Regions from separate parts of the Mus musculus genome. Here region 1 is linked to region 2. The links are chromatin loops, found by intact Hi-C in ENCODE. Cell type or tissue: heart. All regions are shown on one strand. Each heading gives the region's core, and the rest is flanking DNA. Links, peaks and the distances in the headings are about the cores only.

What was found. Peaks named below come from ENCODE experiments on the same cell type or tissue, not always from the same donor. Only the 100,000 strongest peaks of a DNase experiment are listed, where the experiment ranks them.
Region 1: a loop joins it to region 2, with 4 times the contacts of the local background. A loop is called at or near these places in 15 of 42 quality-filtered maps.

The regions. Positions count from the first base shown.
Region 1 is chr11:97,358,941-97,364,711 of GRCm38, forward strand. Socs7 (suppressor of cytokine signaling 7) reads left to right here and starts at 3,352. Exons shown (of 10, transcript NM_138657.4): 1 at 3,352-4,483. The coding sequence starts at 3,495. In heart, for the core only: no CTCF peak of the experiment used is centred there; DNase peaks (open chromatin) are centred at 3,231, 4,441 and 4,701; H3K4me3 peaks cover 2,364 bases; H3K27ac peaks cover 2,252 bases.
Region 2 is chr11:97,465,861-97,471,631 of GRCm38, forward strand. Arhgap23 (Rho GTPase activating protein 23) reads left to right here. Exons shown (of 19, transcript NM_021493.2): 10 at 150-271; 11 at 572-727; 12 at 4,508-4,586. Among named protein-coding and RNA genes, the nearest start is that of Arhgap23, 19 kb to the left of the region's middle. In heart, for the core only: a CTCF peak has its summit at 3,262 (motif pointing left); DNase peaks (open chromatin) are centred at 2,961 and 3,171; H3K27ac peaks cover 1,147 bases.

The sequences.
Region 1 (5,771 bases), core at 204-5,203, 110 kb before region 2:
TCTCATTACAGGTGGTTGTGAGCCACCATGTGGTTGCTGGGATTTGAACTCAGGACCTTTGGAAGAGCAGTGGGTGCTCTTACCCACAGAGCCATCTCTCCAGCCCCTAAAGATTTATATTTTATTGTTATTATCTTTGGTTTGTTTGAGACATGGTCTCACTATGTAGCTCAGGCTGTCCTGGAACTCATTATGTAGACCAGGCTGGCTTAGAACATACAGAAATCCACCTGTCTCTGCTTCTTGAGTTCTGGGATTAAAGGTGTGCACTACCATACCCTATTTTTTGTTGTTGTTGTTTGTTTTTATTTTTATCTTTTTTATGCTTTTGATGGCTGTCATATTTGCTTGTCTATTTACCATGTGTGAGTCTGGTGCCCAAGGAGTCCAGAAGGGGGCATCTGATCCCATGGAGCTGGAATTAGACCTTTGTGAGCCACAGTGTAGGTGGTGGCAACTGAACTGGGATCCACAAGAAGAGTAAGCAGTGCTCTTTTTTTTTTTTTTTAAAGATTTATTATTATATCTAAGTACACTGTAGCTGTCTTCAGACACACCAGAAGAGGGCATCAGATCTCATTACAGATGGTTGTGAGCCACCATGTGGCTGCTGGGATTTGAACTCAGTCAGTGCTCTTAACCTCTGAGCCATCTCTCCAAACTGTAAGCAGTGCTCTTAAGTGAGCCATCTCTCTAGCTCCATGACTTATTTCATTTTTAGTCACCTGTGTATGGGCACGCCCACGTGAAAGCTAGAGGGATGCAGTCACCTGGGACTGGGAGCTGTGAGCTTCCCCTGTGTGGGAGCTGGGGATTGAATTTGGGTCTTCTGGTAGAGTGGTCAGTGATAACCACTGAGCCATCTCTCTAGTCTGGACAGAGTGTTAATCAAATCACACATGTGCAATTAAGCGTAACAGAGACTGGGTCTTGAAGTTGAGAGAGAACGTACATCTCCCCGGTCTGGTGAGGAGAGAGTTCAGTCTGAAGGCTGGCCAGTTCACTGAGCACAAACCCGAGAGAAAACTTATCTGAGAATGGAGCTTAGTTAGGTGGGAGATGCTGGCCACTGGTCAAGCTGCAGCTTTGCTTTGGAGATATAAACACTGGATTTGTGTCCTGACACTGCAGGAGAAAAAAGGGGTAGCAGTGGCAAATAACAGAAGAATGCCCATGAATGTTGAAAATAGCGGTGTAACTGGGCTGGTGAGATGGCTCAGCGGGTAAGAGCACTGACTGCTCTTCCAAAGGTCCTGAGTTCAAATCCCAGCGGCCACATGGTGGCTCACAACCACCCTTAATATGAGATCTGACGTCTTCTTCTGGTGTGTCTGAAGTCAGCTACAGTGTACTTATGTATAATAATAAATAAGTCTTAAAAAGAACGGTGTTAGCAGAACTGAACAGACAAGATACAGCTTGGTGGGCAATGTGTAAGAGTAAGACGTAGGCAGGGCAAAACCATTAGGACCCTATATGTCACATAGAGGGTTTTCTCTCTATCCTAAGAATGCAGAAAGCATGAACAACTACAATCACAGGCTGTGGGGCTGGAGGGATGGCTCAGTGGTTAAGAGTACTGGCTGTTCTTCCAGAGGTCCTGAGTTCAATTCCCAGGACTCCACGTGGCAGCTCACAACTATCTGTAATGGGTCTGATGCTGTCTTTTGGTGTGCAGAGAAATATATGTAAATACATCTTTACAATCACAGGCTGTGAGCAAATTTCTATTTCAGAATGACCCCACTGGGCTGGGAAGATGGCTCTGTAATGTGCCTGTTCCTCATTGATTCTGGAGTTCATCAATTTGGCTAGATTGACTGGTGAGGGAGCTCCCGGGATCCACCCCACATCAAGTGCGAAGATCACAGACACATGCTGCTCTGCCTGGCTTTTATACTGTGCTGGGGATCCAAACTTAAGTCCTGATACTTGTGAGAGTCCCTGTCTGAAAAACAAAAGGGGTATAGGGAGCTGGGTGGTGATGGCACATTCCTTCATTCCCAGCACAGACATGATTCTGAATTCAAGGCCAGCCTGGTCTACAGAATGAGTTCCAGGACAGCCAGGGCCACACAGAGAAACCCTGTCTAGAAAGAAAGAAAGAAAGAAAGGAAGGAAGGAAGGAAGGAAGGAAGGAAGAAAGAAAGAAAGAAAGAAAGAAAGAAAGAAAGAAAGAAAGAGAGATGGAGGGGCCTAGAGAGCTAGCTCAGCAGATAACGGCTTGTTCTGCTCTTGCAGAGGGTCAGAACTCAGCTCTCAACACCCATGTCCAGGGACTTGGGGCAGCTAATAATTAGGTCTAGGGGATCTGATGCCCTTTCTCGGATTCTGCACACACATGTGCATACACATACATTTTTTTTAAGTGATGGAGATTATGACAGCGATTCTGATTTACATCTCCTGTACATCTATCTGTAGGTGTTACATTAGCAATGGCACAAAAACGTTGAAGGAACTCTTCCCCGTCACTGAAACCAATTCCGACTCAGCAAAGTTGCCCCCATGATTGATGATTTGATCAGGTTTTGCTTTTTCACTGTTCTCTTTCATCAACAGAGGAAAATATTAGTAAAAATTCTTGTTACAATTGCAGTCCTTGGTCACTTGTCATCATTTTGGGAAGGGCTGGGAATGAGGTCTGGTGATGGAACTGTTGCTTAGCACGTGCCACGTCTTGGATTCTATCCTCAACATGACATACACTATGACAACAATCAGTGGAAGGATGTATTTGGCCATCAGTCGTACAGAATTGGCTATTGTATATCTTCATTTCTTGGAATTGTGTATATCCATTCTTCATTTCAAATTCATGATGAGATTATGCTAACTATATACACACTCTTGTCTTCTCAAAGATCCAGTTGTTTTGGCACGGAAGAGCACACTGCAGGCTCTACAACCCATTTTCATGTAGTCATTCCACAGTTCATCGGATGCTAGGAAAGAGGATGCAGATGTAATGAAATGACTTGGCCAAGGTCACACACTCCAGGCAGCATGGACAGGACAAGACCCCCAGACAGTGCCAAGGTCCACGACCCTCTCCCAGGTCCAGACCCGGGTCCCGAGGCCTGCACTGCTCTACACAGGACGGTGGACAGGGCCCGGGCGCCCAGGAAGTGAAAAAGCAGGGGTCGGTGCCGGAGACCACGGAGGCCCCAGATGCAGCAGACGGCCAATAGCTACCAGGGCCAAGAGAAACGTCAGGCAGAGTGGAGTCCGACGCTTGCGCACCCTGGGGAAAGGGGGCGGGCCCTGGACAGGAAGTGACGTCTAGGGGCGGTCCTCGGCGGCAGCGCGCGGCCTGGGCTCGCGCTGGGCTCCGCGCGCCCCCCCCCCCCCGCCCCCTCTATGAGGCAGAGGCCGCGGCGGCCGTTAGCGCTGTCGCTCCGGGGGCCGCGGCGGGCGGGGCTCCGGCGGGGCCCGGCCTAGTCCCCACCCAGCCCGGCTCCTAGCCGCCCGCCCTCCCTCCCTTCGCCACCCCGATGCAGGGGGCCGAGCTCCGGGACGGCGAGGCGGCGGCGGCGGCCGCTTCGTACCGGGTCCTGAGCCGCCTCCTCGGCTATGGAGAGGCCGCCCCCGAGCCAGGCCCGCCGCCGCCGCCGCCGCCCCCGGGCCACAGCCATGGCCCGTCGCCGCCACCACCCTTCCTCGCGCGGCCCGGCTCGCGGGGCGCCCGGCCGCCTCAGCTGATGGTGTTCCGCAACGTGGGGCGGCCGCCGGAGGAGGAGGACGCGGAGGCGGCCCGGGAGCCGGGACCCTCGGAACTGCTGTGTCCCCGGCACCGCTGCGCGCTGGATCCCAAGGCCCTCCCGCCGGGCTTGGCGCTCGAGCGGACCTGGGGTCCCGTGGCTGGACTAGAGGCGCAGCTGGCGGCCCTGGGGCTCGGACAGCCGGCGGGGCCGGGGATCAAGACTGCCGGCGGAGGCTGCTGTCCGTGCCCGTGTCCCCCGCAGCCGCCGCCGCCGCAACCCCCGCCGCCTGCTGCCGCCCCGCAGGCCGGGGAGGACCCGACGGAGACGAGCGACGCGCTGCTGGTCCTGGAGGGCTTGGAATCGGAGGCCGAGAGCCTGGAGACTAACAGCTGCTCGGAAGAGGAGCTCAGCAGCCCCGGCCGTGGAGGAGGAGGAGTGGGTGGCCGGCTGCTTCTGCAGCCTCCGGGTCCCGAACTACCCCCGGTGCCCTTTCCGCTGCAGGACTTGGTCCCTCCAGGGCGCTTGAGCCGAGGGGAGCAGCAGCAGCAGCAACCTCCCCCACCGCCGCCGCCTCCCGGGCCCCTCCGGCCTCTCGCAGGCCCTTCTCGGAAGGGCTCCTTCAAAATCCGCCTCAGTCGCCTGTTTCGCACGAAGAGCTGTAACGGCGGCTCGGGCGGCGGGGATGGGACCGGCAAGAGGCCTTCGGGAGATCTGGCAGCTTCAGCTGCGAGCCTGACCGACATGGGAGGCTCAGCGGTCCGGGAGCTGGATACGGGGAGGTGAGATTGGCTTGGGGGTTGGGGGTGGGCAAGCGACAAAGTTCCATTTCTTGTTTCGTTTCCCTCGTTTTCCCCTACTGCCAACACGATACTGTTAGAGCTGAGCTGTGGACTTCAGGAGGAGGCAGACACTTGGGATTAAAGGTGGTGACATCTCGCATTAGGTCAGAGCTAATTGTGGAAACAGCTTTCAACTCTCGGAGAGTTCACACTCTGTGACACTTCTCAGTGGGTTAGCGTCTCTTGCTGGGGATGATCTGAAGCCCGGCCTCACCTTCCATCCCTGTTCCGGCCCCACTTTTTAAGCACCCCTCCCATGTCTGTTATTACTACCATTGCTGAAGGTTGCTGGAAATGTGTGGCCTTGGGGCCGAAAAGCTGGTGTCAATCACCTGCCTGTTATTATCTTGATCGTCTTGCTTGTTCTCTCAGTGCACCAGCCTTCACTCTCTTCGCAAGTACAAGCATGCAAATAGCCCGAGGAGTCTGGCCAGCAATTAGCTGGGCAGCTCCCTTAATATTCTGGTTGTTCCTGGATATTTGCTGTCTAAAGCCTGTGTGCTGACCACTTTCTGAATGGCGTTGTGCTGACTCTCTCACTTTCACACGGAGGTGAGAGGTCTAGGTGAGGTATACACAGTGACTTCTAGTCCAATTAATGGCAATTCCAAACTTAAATGGTGAGTTGTTCCCCTGAATTTCTAAGAAGTGGCTAGACTTTTACTGTCGGGACATAGTTCTGTAGTGTCAGTTTGGAAAGCTGTCAGCTTTTGCAGCCATGAATGAGTCTTACCTTGTGGTATAACATTGTGAGTTGTAGTTCTGAATCTGTTTTAAACTTGAATTGGTGGCTTTTGTTTTGTTTTGTTAGACAAGGTTTTTATTATGTTGATCAGGCTTGCTTTTAATTCACTGTGTAGCAGACTGGTCTGGATCTCTTGCTCTTTCTTCCTACCTCCTCCCAAGGACCAGGCCTGCTGCCACTGTGCCTGATTGGAATTGGTCTTGGTATGGTTTCTGTGATGTAGTCTTGAAACATACAGACAGTGACAGACCAAGGGCAAAGAGCAGATAAATTGATAACTTTGTTGAGCACTAGAATCTTGGAGGGTAGGGGGATGTTGAAAGATAAGTATATCTGGGCCCAATTTAAATTTTTTTTTTAAAGCTTCCTAGTTTATCCTTGTTCACAAACCACCCATTCTTGGACATGGATTTTCAAGGGAACTTTAATTCTCCAAGATAAAAGGTGTGGACTTATTTTGGCTTTGTTGCCATTTCTGAACAT
Region 2 (5,771 bases), core at 346-5,345:
TTGCCCCCTAAGCCTTCTCTCACCTTTCAGTCTCCCTAGTTATTTGATGAAGTCCCTGTGTCCTAGTGTGTGGGTGTGGCATTGAATGTGTGGGACCCTTCTGACCTCCTTCAGCTGACCCCAGCTCTCTTTGCCATTGTTCATCCCAGAAGACAGTGTTGCAGCTCCCAAAACCCCCTGGGGCATCAATATTATCAAGAAGAACAAGAAGGCCGCCCCGAGGGCATTTGGAATCCGGTTGGAGGAGTGCCAGCCTGCCACCGAGAACCAGGTGGGTCCCCACAGTGCTCGAAGCAGGCAGCACCTAGGAGACCTGGGTAGGGGACCAGAGCTGTGAGGATGTAGCGGCTGCCCGTTCCTCATGTACACAGCCAGGTGGCTGCCGAACTGAGGTCCGCCCTGGTTTGCACCTTCTGAGTCGGTGGCTCATATTAGTTCTGACCCTTAGATGGAGGCCGTAAAGACTTCATCTCCTCGGGTGTCCTGGTAGCAGCTCTGGTCTTAATTCTCTACCACTTAGCCTCCTACCCCAGCCATCTCCCTAATCCCTCTCCCATGTCTGTGCTCCTAGCGTGTCCCCCTGATCGTTGCTGCCTGCTGCCGTATTGTGGAGGCCCGGGGGCTGGAATCAACTGGCATTTACCGGGTACCTGGCAACAACGCAGTGGTGTCTAGCCTGCAGGAGCAGCTCAACCGTGGGCCAAGTGACATCAACCTGCAGGATGAGGTGGGTGTGGCTCGGCTGCTGGTGGAGTCCAGGAACTGCCTGGTTGTACTCACCATGTTCTACTCTGCTTGTCACTGGGCCAGAGTGTCCAGGTGGCAGGAGAAAGCCTGCCTGCCCAGTCAGCAGGCCCAGTGGGCACCTCCCCAAGGATGGCCCAAAAAGAAATGGAGCCCTGGCCTGCTGGGTACTGAGACAGAGGCAGCTGTTTTGTTTTGTTTTGTTTTGTTTTGTTTTGTTTTGTTTTGTTTTGTTTTGTTTTGTTTTGTTTTGTTTGAGAGGGTCCTCTATGTAGCCCAGGCCTCTGCCTTCCAAGAGCTGGGATTATAGATATGTGCAGTGGCAAGGCAGCTGTCCTCCCTGGCTAGGTGACAGTTTTGCATGAGCACTTAGGACGGCCCAGTTCTCTCAGCTAAAATCAAATACAAATACGGGCAGAGAGAGGGCTGAACACTTGCTGGGAATTGAACTTCCAAGAGAGCCAGCTAGTGAGCATTTTTTTAGGCCTCCTGCTGCTCTTCCTGCCTCCCCCGCTCTCCTCTGCATCCTCATCCTGCCCACCCTCTCTCCTTTCTACAGTCCTTTAGCACCAGGCAAAATGGGCTGCATTCCATGGGCCGCTGAGGTTCAAAGATCCCTGGCCTGGTGGAAGAGGGTGCGCCTTGCTTTCAAGGTGGCCGGCCACCAGTGTGTAGCCTGGAAAGAGAGGCTGAAGCTGAGAGCAGACTGTAGCTGCTGACACACTGCACCAAAGAGTGGGTAGTATGCCTGGCAGTTTTCAAATGATTCCTGGAGTCTTAGGTTCCCAGAGGGGCTTTGAAGAGGCCACACTCAAGTCAAGACCCCTTCCTTTGCTGGATGGAGGGCCACCCTGCTCTGCTCTGAACTTTTCACATCTATTCGTTTATTTGCTGGGGGCTCCACACAGACTTTGTGTATGCTGTGGTGCACGTGTGGAAGTTGGTTCTTTCTTTCCATCATGTGCGTCCCGGGAGCAAACTCGGCTTTGGGCTTGGCACAAGCACCTTTACCTGAGCGCCTCTCTCACTAGCCCACCTTGGATTTTTTTTTAAGATTTATTTATTATTATTCATTAGTACACTGTAGCTGTCTTCAGACACACCAGAAGAAGGTGTCAGATCTCATTACGGATGGTTGTGAGCCACCATGTGGTTGCTGGGATTTGAACTCAGGACCTTCGGAAGAGCAGTCAGTGCTCTTAACTGCTGAGCCATCTCGCCAGCCCCACCTTGGATTTTTGTGTTAAGATTTTATTTGACCAAAGGGGCTCTAATGCAAAGGGCTTTACAGGGGAAAGCCACGAATCTGGCTAGTGAAGCACCACAGACCCCAGGACCTGCCATTAAGCACTTGTGTATAAGAGGAGGGAGGGATTGCTGAGGGATGGAGCAGAGGCAGCCTCCAGAGTTCCTGAGGGTATAGGAGAGCAGGTGGGAGAGTTGGCAGGGAATGACAGCGTTGTTTGAGACTCGTGGAAGGGTTTGAGGGTTGGAAAAAGGTGGATACACTTTTTGTGTTTGGGGGTGGGGATGTAAGACCCAGGGGGAGTGATGGGTTTCTAAAGCTTTTGACCTTGAACCAGAGGACTGTGAGGAACTTTTGGCAGATCTGGGGGGAGCACTGCCGAGGGTAGGGTGTGAGCGAGAGCGATGCTGAGGTTTTGTGGAGAACTGAGAGTGCAAGCCCGGGAGCAGAGGGGGAGGAAAGAAGCCCAGAGATGCTGGGGTCACTAATGGTCAGGATAACAGAGGGCCCTGGGTAAGTGGAGGCCGGGAGAGGGAGGAAGGACAGGCAGAGAGACCAGAGGGAGGACTGGTATCTGTGTGAGGAACAGGTTGGCTTGAGGAGAAGCTGAAGGAGATGAGTCAGATTGTGGCCCTACTGCATTTGGGATGATGGCACATCACCTATGTGGGTTGACAGTATCCTCAGGCCCTGACTAAGTGAGGTCATGTGACAGCCTGGGACCAAGGGAAAAGGCAGACTGAGACCAGCTTGGAAGGGCAGAAAGACAGAGCTCTTAGGAAGCTGGTGTGGGAGCAGACCCTATCAGAGAAGACCAGACAGAGGCCGTGCTCAGAGGGAGAGGAGAGGTGCTCAGCCCTCAGGGAGGAACTGAGAGGGACCTGTAGGAACCGCCTCCGACCGGGTCAGCATTCAGTGAAACACATCAGCTCGCCTTAGCCAGGAAGAAGAGAGGCCAGAGTTGGAGGGGTGGCTGGCCTGACCAGGCTCAGTGTGCTGGCTGCAGCTTAGTAGCGGGTATCACTCGCACAGATGTTTTAATCAGTGCTTTGGTGAACTGTGGGACGTGAGTACTGTGTATGCGCCCATGGAGAGGGTGATGTTGGGCACTCTGGCACAGAGCTGAGGCTCTTTGTGATGAGTCTGTGTCTCCTACACCTGTGTCTCTGCTGACTTGTTTCCTTGCTCTCTGGGCAGTTCTGAGACAGGAACTCAGAACTAGAGCATAAGCCTAGCACCTAGCTACGGCATGTAGGGTGTTGGTGCCCCCTGGTGGACAGAGTGAACTGTCTCTTCCCGTAATTATTAGAGCAGATTCTCTTCCCTAGCTCAGTGACCATTTGAGGCAAATTAATCATGCATTGAGGTGTGCGTGTGGTAGTGTAGTGGAGGAAATTTAGCGCCATCCCTGGCCATATCCTCCCACGTATGTGGTGCTCCCTCAGCCCAGATGGGAAAGCCAAAATAGCCCGCCTGGAGACTCCGAGCAGGTAAAAGTGTTTGCCAAGCAAACCTGATGGTGAGCTGACACTAACTCAGCACCCACGGAGGAAAGAGGGGACTGACTCTGAGACTATGTCCTCCGACCTCCCCACATGCACAGGTCCCAAACGCCCTGATAATAAAGAAGGGCAGAGAGAGGGTTCACTGAGCAGGTCCCAGGACCCATGGTCATGCCGAATGGGTATGGTAGCTCACCTGTAGTTCCTGTCTTCAGAAGGTGGGGACAGGATCCCCAGAGCAAACTGGCTAAGGAGAGTAGCCACCGTGGTGTGCTCTGGGTTTGATGGAGACACCCTGCCATATTGAATAAGGTGGAGGAATGGTAGAGAATGATCAGGCCGAGCATGTACACTCCGATCCTCATGCTCACATGTATACACACACATGAAAATGGGAGACCCTTGGGGGACAAAAATCACCCCACACTTAGCTCATTTGGATCCCGGCCCCTCAGAAGGCAGTCTCCTGGGAGATAATGAAGAAGCGTCGGGAAGAATGTCAGAGTGTGATACAGATGACGCCGTGGTGGGATTCATGGGTGGCCGCTTGGACTTTGGCAGTGAGGCAGGGTGAGGAGGCGTTCCTGTGCAGGGCAGGGCTAGAGAGTTCCACTAGGGGACAGCATGTGCACAGGGCCTGGGACAGGAAGGAGTTGGCACGCAAGCCCTGTGCTGTGGACCCTTGGGCTTTGTGTGATGTGGCTGCTCAGAGGATCACTCCTAGCTGGGGAGAGTCAGGAGGAGGTGCTGGGCCTGGTACTTACAGATACACTGGAGATGTCCAGGCATACTTATGTGGGGTAGCTGTACTGATGTCTGTTCCCCACCCTTGGGCCCTCTTGCTTCTTGTGGGGGCAGTATTGAGCCCACTGAGCTGTCTGTAGTCAAGTATGTGTTCTGACAGGCATGGAGGCCTGGGGACTTGGTGGCCTGGCTGGTCCTAGAGCGTGTATGGACATGGGAATGTGGGCCCCTGGGATCCTGTCTGTGTCCTGACGTCTTCGTTCCTCCTTAGCGCTGGCAGGACCTCAATGTCATCAGCAGCCTGCTCAAGGCTTTCTTCCGCAAGCTGCCGGAGCCTCTTTTCACTGATGGTGAGTAGTGGGTGGCGTTGGGAGGGGCATCCTATCCACTCCCTTCCCCACCATTCCTGGCCACACACACTCTCTCTATTTGGGTTGTTGGTTTTAATTTTACAAGTATTTATTTTATAAGTAATTTTTATTATATTTAAAACACCAAAGATATTTGTGTATGTGAAATACCAAGCCTGCCCATCTGTCCATCAGTCCTGACTCCATCCTCCCTTGCTGAGGTCATGACCATGCTCCGAACAGTCTCTGTAGCCTAGCACTGCCCCCTGTAACAGTCCCTGAGCAGGGACTGTTATCAAACTCCTTCGTGGGCCGAGACACGGACTCAGAGGGGTAAAGTGACTTGCTAAGGTCACCCAGACTGTGTGCGGCACAGCCACATTCCACCTCAGACTTCCACAGAAACCCGTCTCAAGCCCATTATTATCAGTTTGAGCAAGTGTAGCAGCGCATGCCTCCAATCCCAGCACTCAAGAGGCTGCGGCAGGAGGATGATGTTTTTGAGGCCAGCCTGGGCTACGTAGAGAGCTATAAAACAAAAGTCTGTTTCAAAATCGAAATTACAAGTAGTGTATAGTAGCTATACCTTTAGCCTCAGTACTCGGAAGGCAGAGGCAGACGGATCTCTGTGAGTTCGAGGCCAGCCTGGTCTACACAGAGAGTTTCAGGATAGCCAGGGCTACACAGAGAAACCCTGTCTCAAAATTCAACACAGAACAAAAATCATGCACAGACAAAGCAGTTCTGTCAACCTGTTGTGTTTCTTTCCTGACCTTCCCACTGTGAGGCTATGGGTGAGACACCCAGACCAACCCAGGGCGGAGTGACGGTTGGAGCTTAGTGATGCGCTGATGAATGTTGACAACTGGCCCTGCGGGAGAAAAAAGTCCCAGGGTGTTACATTTTCCAGTTTCTGTGGTGTGAATACTCTCACTGTGACGTACTTCAAGCCACTGGCATGGTATTCCCAACACAGACAGGAGAGAGATCTCCATTGTGTCTGCACAGCCAGTATGAGCAGGTCGCAGCTTCCCTGCTGAGAGAAATACAGTCAGAAAAAGCCATGCTTTCCAGATGGCTTCTCTACTGATGGGAATTTAGATGGGCTAAAACTGGGCGGTGCCCCTCCTTGAATCTGCCCTTACAAGCCTGGACCTGTGCTGGAGGCTTAGGTGTGGAGCGGTA